Linked DNA regions of Homo sapiens: region 1 is linked to region 2. The links are chromatin loops, found by intact Hi-C in ENCODE. Cell type or tissue: dorsolateral prefrontal cortex. All regions are shown on one strand.

Evidence for each region. Hi-C counts contacts between places; a loop is a spot of excess contacts. Peaks named below come from ENCODE experiments on the same cell type or tissue, not always from the same donor. Only the 100,000 strongest peaks of a DNase experiment are listed, where the experiment ranks them.
Region 1: it touches region 2 in a loop (1.9-fold over the local background); 1 of 110 quality-filtered maps calls a loop at or near these places.

What each region holds. Positions count from the first base shown.
Region 1 is chr9:118,092,379-118,097,378 of GRCh38, forward strand. The region is part of intron 3 of LOC105376247 (a long non-coding RNA gene); the gene reads left to right. Among named protein-coding and RNA genes, the nearest start is that of TLR4, 390 kb to the left of the region's middle. In dorsolateral prefrontal cortex, no CTCF peak of the experiment used is centred here; no DNase peak of the experiment used is centred here; H3K4me3 peaks cover 516 bases; H3K27ac peaks cover 2,009 bases.
Region 2 is chr9:117,982,752-117,987,751 of GRCh38, forward strand. No RefSeq gene overlaps it. Among named protein-coding and RNA genes, the nearest start is that of TLR4, 280 kb to the left of the region's middle. In dorsolateral prefrontal cortex, no CTCF peak of the experiment used is centred here; no DNase peak of the experiment used is centred here.

The DNA.
Region 1 (5,000 bases), 110 kb after region 2:
CGCATCAAAGCAGAAAGCGTTAGAATGCAAGGCAGTTGGAGGAGAGAGAATCAACACATTTGTTTCTGCTTTCAACATTTTCTGGCATCAGAATAAACAAGGAATTTGCATTTAATGTAGGCAGAATATTCCACATGAGTTTGAATTAAAAAGTTCTGCCTCCTTCTTTGAAAATCAAACTACCCTTGGCCACATATCATGTAAGCACTTGAATACGTTTTTATGTGACTGTAAAATGGAAACAATAACAACAGCAATAATAATGTTAATAACAATGCTTACTTATGCCATAGAGTTTTCATGGATGTTAAAAAGTAAATGCATGGTTAAAAACCTTTCATTAATATTAATTATTAAACAAATGCTAACGTTTATTATTTGTTTTTGTTTTTTTTTTTTTTGAGACATAGTTTCACTCTTGTCACCCAGGCTGGACCGCAGTGGCACAATCTCGGCTCACTGCACCCTCCGCCTCCTGGGTTCAAGTGATTCTCCTGGCTCAGCCTCCTGAGTAGCTGGGACTATAGACGCACACCACCAAGCCTGGCTAATTTTTGTATTTTTAGTAAAGACAGAGTTTCACCATGTTGACCAGGCTGGTCTCAAACTCCTGAGCTCAGGTGATCTTTCTGTCTTGGCCTTCCAAAGTGCTGGAATTACAGGCTTGAGCCACCGTGCCTGGCCATATTTGTATTAGTGATAGCTACCTCTATTGAGCACTTACTATGTGCAGTAAATTTTATGTTTATGATTTACTTTTTCACATTGAGTTCTTAAATAGATAAAATTATCTCTATGCTACAGAATTAGGTACTAAGAGTCAAAATAATTATGGTATTAATATTAATTAATATTTTAATATTAGTAAATTTGAATATTAATTAATATTCAGTAAATTTCCCCCAAAGAGGATATAACATCTCTCATATAGTTTGGGGGTGATGTTCATTTCTTATAGCTGATTTTCATTCTCCCTTTGGTATCCTATAACTTAAACAATGAGCTCTATCTTCTGTTTCATGGAAGGGTAATGGAAAAAGGAAAGAAAACAAAAATATCGTGCATACACACATATACATACATATTCATATCAAAATAAAGAATATTTATAACTATTATAGTCCTCATCTTTGTGACTGTTTATGTGGTCAGATCTGGTATTTATAACTACCGTCTTTCACTACCCATTCCAAATTCCAACTGGAGAAATCACCTCAATTTCTTGTGATTTCCTGGGTAGTTGGGTGATCCAAACCTTGATTCCTGAAAGATCTGGACCACTAGCAGTTCTCCCTGAACTGGGTTCTTGCAACTTTTTTTGACTTTAGTCACGGACATGGGAATACTAAGAATTGCTGAGGGGTTCTCCTGCATTCCAAGCATATTCCTTCTTACACACGTTGTATAACAACTCAATTTCTCCTAGAGAGTCAGAAACAATCACTCCAGCCAATACAGTTACTCTATTCTTTGCTTGTTGATTAACTGGCACAATAAACCCAGAGCAGCCAGGTGACATTTTTAACTTCTAGCTGAATGACATCTTCGTTGGCAAAATCAAGGATTTTTTGTGCATTTTACCTGCTCATGTGTCATATTTTGTTTCTCATTCTTTGAGGCTCCTGGGACTTGTATATTTATACATTTAGAAGCAAGGAGAGGTAGTGAGGGTAGTTCCTAGGTAGAATCAGCAGTCTTTTGCAGACCATTACAATTTCTGCAGAAAGGGAGTTGCTTCTACTGTAAAGAAGCCTCCACAGAATTTAGGGGTTCAAAATCCCCAGCTTTATTGAAATATGCCCATCTGCCCCACTGCAAATTTCAAAGTCTTATTCTTTCCCAGTTAATGCCCAAATTTTAATAATAGAGACCTCCTGGGAGTTGGGGATTCAATTTACGTTGTAATTCAGTCCCCTGCAAGATTAGACTTTGGGCTTAGCTTTTGGAAGTCCCAACCCCGTGGTCACAGAAGATAAGGATTTTTGTATTGTTTTTTTAAGGTAGACATAGACAACTTCAGGTCTGTTACGTGGACCTTAGCTGGGATATTATCATTTTGTGTTTATCCTCCCTGCGACACACATATTTCCTGTATAGTTAGAAGAAACCAATCAACCCCATCGTATGCCTAATTTGACTAAAATATTCTCTGGCATCACATACTTAGTCACTCAGCGCCTTGCTTTCTATAGGCATTTGATTACACATATCTGCAGGTGATAATTTGCATAATTTGCATAACACTTTCACAACTGAATGACATAAATTACTAGTGTCTCTTTAACCACTGGAAAGGGCAGTGATTAGAACCTTTCAATCTAATCAGATCAGAACAAGCCAGATAACCCCAAACCAGTCCAGAAACCCTATCCTTAAGATATTATTTCTCTAGAATCTCTCTTGGTGACAAATTATATATCAGGTAGGGTTCAATCACAGAAGCAGAACTACAAGGACGTATTTGTTATAGGGATTTGACTCTGCCCCATTATAGGACTGGTTAAACAGTTTCTATAAGGCCATTGTCTCATGATAAAATAAATGTAAATTGAGAAGAGCAAGGACAAGCTGAAATCTTTGAGCACGAGATGAAATCCATGAGAATGATCTGAAATCCAGGTTGGTTCTCATCGCCTCCAACTAATAGTGTTCTGCAGGAGAAGCTGGTGACCTTTATCTCAGAGCTAAACACATACCAGAACAAAAAGTGGGAGAAGTTGAAGGAGGATGCAGGAAAAGGTAGAATAGTTGCAGCCTTGGTTGCTACCTTACACCAAGAAGGTAAACTGACAGATGACTGAGAACATGCGTAAGCTACTAAAGTACTTGCCCAGACTGTTGTTGGAGCATAAAACCCCAAATGGTCACTGCTTCTCTTCTGCTCTCCAAATTTCAAACGATTATGTCTTTTGCGGAAAATCCTAACCTAAAACATAGAGGGAAGGGGATTCTGGGAAAGTAATTCAGCCTGGATAACTTGACAAATTACAAAGCAACCACAAGTCCCACATTTGAGGTGATCCTTTTATTTATATAGAGGAAAACATCTAATTTTTTCAAATGTTTGCAACTTTATTTCGCAGTTAATAATCCATGGCCGGGAATAATTGTAGTATCTAAAGTTTGGTGGGCATTGACGTAAAGGCTCCAGAACAGATTAGGTGGAGAGATGCCAATGTGAGTCTAAATTACAAGGTTCAAATAAAATAGCATATACTAGCCTGTATCTCCAGTTATTTGGCATGAAATATGTACTCATCAAATATTACTTAGCTTCTACACTGATGAAATGTCTGCCCCAGCTCTTTCACTTCTAACTTTAAAAGTTGTGTTAATCCATGTATTTCTTTCTTTCTTTTTTTCTTTTTTTTTTTTTTTTTTTTTGAGACAGAGTCTCGCTGTCACCCAGGCTAGAGAGTAGTGGTGCAATCTTGGCTTACTGCGACCTCCGCCACCTGGGTTCAAGCGATTCTCTTCCCACAGCCTCCCAAGTAGCTGGGATTACAGGTGCCCGCCACCACACCCAGCTAATTTTGGTATTTTTAGTAGAGACGGGGTTTCGCCATGTTAGCCATGGTCGGCCAGGCTGGTCTTGAACTCCTGACCTCAGATGATCCACCTGTCTCGGCCTCCCAAAGTGCTGGGATTACAACTGTGAGCCACGTGCCTGGCTCATGTATTTCTTATTTATTGCTTGGCTTTCTTAGCCATCTTATGGGTCTCTGTTGACCTTCCGGGATTTGTGTGGTTATGAAAAGCAAAGCAAAACAAATCATTTGAAAGGGCAGTATACACTGAATAACATTTTATGAATGGAAAAACTGTTATAATTATCAAATTGTACTTGTTTCAAAGTTAATTTGATAACTAATTAAAAACCATCTGTATCTTATCAATGGAGAGACATTTCCTTTTGTAATCTGTTGGGATGACACTGAAAGGATGCAGCAAAGTAGTTGTTATTCTTATCTCTCTCAAAGAAATAGGGACACATGAAAGACACGTAATAAGCTTTACTATGTGAGGTAGCATATGAAAATGGATGACTAAATACTTCTTTAATCTTTGAAAGAGAGATAGAGGCCATGAGAACTAACAATTGCATTATGTTTCTATGGAACTCTTGTTTTTTTTCTTGTTGTTTTTCTTTTTTTCCTTAAAGCTACCAATGCCTGTGAAGTTCCCATCTGCTAGATACATTGAAAGCACTGGTTCTCCTTCATGCACCAAGAGAATAGGGTTTAAAGCTAAACAGGCATGGCTGGAAATACCTCTCCCACTAATTCAGTATCAGTGTGGTCTGAGTGGGCTCCAGACATAGACTGATTATCCATCCTGTCCATACTGTGAAAACTGGTCTTTACAGAGAGACAGATGTCTAGCTGCACATCTGATAGGATAAGTAACTCATGCAGGTGAGGCTGAATATCAGAAAGTATAAGAAAGGAAGCTATGCCCAATGTATACTTAAAAAAAAATAACTAGAACAGGTTGTTGAATGAATTCTTATTCAGTACCTAGCTGGCACTAGAAGTGATCAAAATAGAGATGGGTTCTCCTTTCAAGAAGTTTACCATCAATAAGGGAGAGGAGTCTGACCTTTCAGGAAAAACAAAGCAAAACAAGAATTCTTATTCTGGCTTGAGGTTTTATGTGGTAAGTGCAGACAATGCTAGATATTCTGGGCAGGGCTAGGAACAGTTATAAATCCGTGGTCAGAAGTGTGTTTTGCTCAACAAGCTCTGCTGTTTATTACTATGTACCCCTGAATTTCCTAACTTCAACAATGCTACCAGTAAACTCTCACAAAATTGTTTGTGAAATACAAACTTTCAAATATATAAGATTATATATTTGGTTATTTATTTATTTATTTATTTATTTATTTATTAGACAGAGGTTCACTCTGTCTCCCAGGCTGCATAGTGCAGTGGAGCGAACTCAGCTCACTGCAACCTCTGCCTCTCAGGTTCAAGGGATTCTCCTGCCTCAGGCTCCGG
Region 2 (5,000 bases):
CAGGAAGAAATTGTGAGAAATACACACTGTTTAGTAGGGCACACGCTCCCACCCACCTCCTATGAGGAATGAGGATTGGAGCTGAGAATACCTGCTCCCCTACTGTTCTTTCCACGTCTGAAACCTGTCCCATGTCTCCCCTGGGGAAAATAAAAGAATCTGAGATTTTCATAGAGAGGACAGACCGACGAGAGTGAGAGAGTAAGAAAGCAGAGAGAGAGAGAGAGAGAATCAAAAGAAAACAATAAGAAGAGAGATAATAATCAAGACAGAGAAAAGCAGGCAGAGAGAAAGAGAAGAGATAAAAAGCCAGAAAGAAAAGAAAATTCAAAGAAAAGAGGGAGAAAAAGATGGAGAAAGACATAGACATTAAAAAGAGGGAGTGAGAGAGAGGGGGGAGGGAGGGAGGGAGAGAGAGAGAGAGAAAACAAGGGTGAGGGAGAGAGATCACAATATAAAATAAAGAAAAGTAGAATCATTTAGATTTTTGGGAAAGATGGTAAGTGCTACTGTGAAGGGTCAAGGAAAATAATACTGTGTCAAAGTTGACATCAGATTAAATTAGAAAACTTGGGAGGAAATCATGGTAAAATTAAACCTAATGGTATAGAAAGAGGAGAAGAGAGGGAGGCACCAGACAGATGGTGATGAGGGCAGAGGGCAATGAGGAATTGAGGGAAAAAAAGCTAACAAAGGCATGGACATGAACTTAAAACTGGAGAAGAGAAGCTCCTGAAGTCTCTGGAAATGCTTGGGTCTGAGACCCGAGAAGCAGTGTAAAGAGAAAGTAAAGTCAAATACACACCCTGGAAGGTCTTTGGGCTTGGACGATGTGTTTAGCTGCATCATGGGGTAAGGAGAAAGGAGATCTGGACTCTGAGATTGGTCCTCTCATTCATGAACAGTGTGACCAGGGAACATTGATAAACACTGGGGAGCTTTGTTTCTTTATCTGTGAAAGGTGATGGAGAGCCTAGGTAGGCTGAAATGGTTTTGAAATCTTACAGCCGAGGTGGAGCATCCAAGATGGGTGGAAACTCAGGATGGGAGGAAGCTCAGGTTTGTAGACAACATGATAAACTTAGCTGTGACAAGAGCCCTCATGTCTGGAAAGCCCTCGCCAAAAAGGGCTTTGTAGTTGACACTGGAATAGTGGAAAGAAAGCTAGACTCTCTGCTTTGATCTCTGCCAGAAACTAGCTAGTCCCTTGACTGGTCTTTGCCTCTCTTTCCTCATGCATGCAATGTACATGTAGGTTTCTGTGTGGGGGTGAGGAGATGAGAGGTAGATGAGTTGAACCAAATTGTTTTTCTTTTTTTTATACACTTCAAGTTCTAGGGTACATGTGCACAAGGTGCAGGTTTGTTACATATGTATACATGTGCCATGTTGGTGTGATGCACCCATTAACTCATCATTTACATTAGGTATATCTCCTAATGCCTATTCAAATGCCTCTTGGGGCAAGGCAGCTTGTAGAGAGGCCAGGTGGGAACTGAGGAGAACTAGGAGTGTCATGCCCCTCCTCAAAGAGGTGGTTTATCTGACTGTTCCCAATAATGTAGGTTTATGAGAGTCAAACATTACGAGATCTTCTAATGTTTTCAAGAGAAGCTTGACTGCCTGATTTGCCTGCAAAATGCAATGGCTAAGCAAAGGCTCAGTGAGGATTTCAACCTAACAGAATATGACTGGAGCCACCAGGTTGCAGCACGCAACGTCAGGAATACATACTCCTTCAACATGGCTGTTCCATGTTCTCAGTTCTGGGATTCTATAATATAGGGAATGGTGAATTCTTAGGTAAGAAAATAAAAGACACAAAAGTAAATGATAGAGTGAGGGAAGGAGGGAAGATGGCTCATGCCATTTTCTCTTCTAGCTTTGATTTTGCTCCCATGTTTGACTGGTTTAATCCTCCCAATTTCAGTTCAAAGCTACTAGAAGCAGTGCCTCTTTAATGCCACTCACGTCCCCTTCTCTTCTATCCTTGTCTATGTCCTTTCCCTCCCACAGCCTCTCCCCAACCCCGTTTTTAAGTCCATCACTCTTTCTCATTCCATCCCTCTGCTTTTTGTCCTTGTTCCTCCAGACTTGGAGCCCTGGGGTGGCATCACCCCTGGTATCTGAAGGCAAGTGACTTTCTACTATATGAGAAGTTAAAAGTATTTCTGTGGTGGGGATATTTAATCATATGAATCCTTGATAGGAATAGTTCTTTTTATGTCTTCCAGTAATAAATCCAGACTGTATCTTATCACCGATCGCAGAAGAGAAGAAAATTAACCAGCTGAGAGTGTGACTAGAAATGAAACCCACAGAAAAGGGAGTGAAAAAGAGACCACTTTATCTATGTGCGCACAAAGTGTGGTAACACAGAATCAGTGAGCAATGGGGAAAAGCACTATTCTTGGGCACTCCTTCCTCATCAATCTGCAACACCTCTTAAAATGCTTGAGCTTTTTCCTTTTTCTAAAAATCATCTTATTTTTGCCCCTTTATCATTCTTACCCTACCTCCATGGAACTTTTTGATTATTACCCTCTTCTTGCTGAGAAAGATCTCCTTAATCATGTTTTCTTGTTTTCTCACTTTCTCTAGCTTCTGCTTCTCTCTCAAAAGGTTTTGTTGTTGCTTTTTGCTTCTCCACCAGATAGTACACTATGTACAGTCAGAGGAGTGTGTGCCTCATTCACCACTGTATCCTCTGTGTTTATGGTATGCATGGCACATAATGGGTACTCAGTATTCTGCCTAAATTTGTCTCACTGTCATACATACACAAGCAGAATAGGTACATTGATGAGCTTCTCGCCTTTCTCTCTCAGCTTATCAAGAACATACTGTACTTCTAAAAATGCTATATCTAATATACATGGCTTTCCCTTTCTAAGCCCTTTGAGGGTGGATTCCAAGCCCTACATTTCCTCTACTGCACTGGAACAGTTGTTAATTCATAACAGAGGCTCAGTTTTATACCAAATTTCCTGGGAGTAAAATTACTCGGATTCTAACCCAAGCTGTTAACCTCTCATCATCCATGTTTGCTTGACCAAGGTATTACAACTCTCTGAAGCTCAGTTTTCCCTTCTTCAACATGAAAGCCTAGAAAATTGATATGGTTTGGCTGTGTCTCCTCCCAAGTCTCATATTGAATGGTAGTTCCCATAACCTCCATGTGTCATGGGAGGGACCAGGTGGAGGTAATTGAATCATGGGGGTGGTTTTCCCCATGCTGTTCTCATGATAATGAGTGAGTCTCACAAGATCTTATGGTTTTATAAGCATCTGGCATTTCCCCTGCTGGCACTCATTCTCTCTTGCCTGCTGCTATGTAAGATGTGCTTTGCTCTTCCTTTGCCTTCCACCATGACTGTAAGGCCTCCCCAGTGATGTGGAACTGTGAATCCATTAAACCTCTTTTTCTTTATAAATTACCCATTCTTGGGTGTGTCTTTATCAGCAGCATGAGAACAAACTAGTACGATGACCTTTCAAATCTATTTGCATATTCAGGTTTTTTTTTTTTTTTTTTTTTTTTGGCTGGAGTGCAGTGGTGTGATCTCAGCTCACTGTAACCTCCACCTCCCTGGTTCAAGCAATTCTCCTGTCTCAGCCTCCCAAGTAGCTGGGACTATAGGTGCATGCCACCATGCTAGGCTAATTTTTGCATTTTTAGTAGACATGAGGTTTCACCATATTGGTCAGGCTGGTCTGGAACTCCTGACCTCTGGTGATCCACCCGCTTCGACCTCCCAAAGTGCTGGGAATACAGGCATGAGCCACTATGCCCAGCCCAGGTTTTCTAATTCTTTTTGAACAATTTTTAGTCTGAACTCTAGATAATTCCTTCCAAGAAAGCAAAAAGAACACGTGGCTCTGCTCCATTGTTCAAGAGTGTATTGTTCTTAGGACGAGGAAGAGAAAACAGGCCTAAATGCAATGCACTATTAAGTCATGATGTAACAGCAATCCCTCACATAAATATCTTACTGGGAAGAAACGCTGCCAGAAACAGCAGAGAAATTGGAACTGCGGAGAGATGTAGGAGCTGAAAAGACATCAGAAACCAAATCTACGGCCTCTCTCGAAGTCATGTTCCTGTCGTGGCATTCTGTCTTTCGCATAAAGTGAAACCTTAAACAACAAACCTTGACAATTTTATTCGGGATCAGACACTTTAGGATTGGACAAGAGCAGCTTGAGATGAGAAAGTATGAGTCCAAATTGGAGAAGAATTAAAAGTAAGTTATTTGGGTATGGGCAACATAAAGGAAACAGTGCTGAAAAGGAGATTGCAAGTTGGAGTTTCAGCCTCCATCACCCAACACCAGAGTACAAACCCTGCCTCTATCCTTATCTGCACTTCTGTAAAACTCTTTTTCTTTCCCATACATACATTTCTCTTTCTACTTTTCTTGTTTTGCTCTCCTCCTGTCTTGCAGAGACTTTGGCATGTTTATTTCTAATACTTGAAGAAAAGGAATTTTTTATTTCAGATGCATATTCTCCTTTACTGTCAACACACTTAAAAGAACATATTCAATACATCAAAGGTACCAACTAATTGCAGAAAAAAAATACAAAGTAGACAAATGCATCTTTTCAGATATGTTTTTCTTCTCTGATTAGAAAAAAAAGTGTATATAAGTATGCAATGATGCATTTAAAAACCTACATCTCTTCATTTACTTTTTCTTTCCCCAGTCAATATTATCTGTTTTCAAAGTGACACTTCTTGTGATAGCAAGAAATCAAAATCCATCCAAATGGGTAAAAAGGTAGTTTTTTTTTTATGGTCATACAATGGATTATTATATATCAACTAAAACAAACAATAAACAATAAACAACAATATGCACTGCTTTGACTTATAAACAATGCAAAATTTAATAAGATTTTACTCTGTTTTTTCCATCCTGCCCCAACTTTCCATTCCACCATAGCACTCAGCAGATCTTATGAGAAAAATCAGCCTAGCATTTGAGGCACTTCCAGAT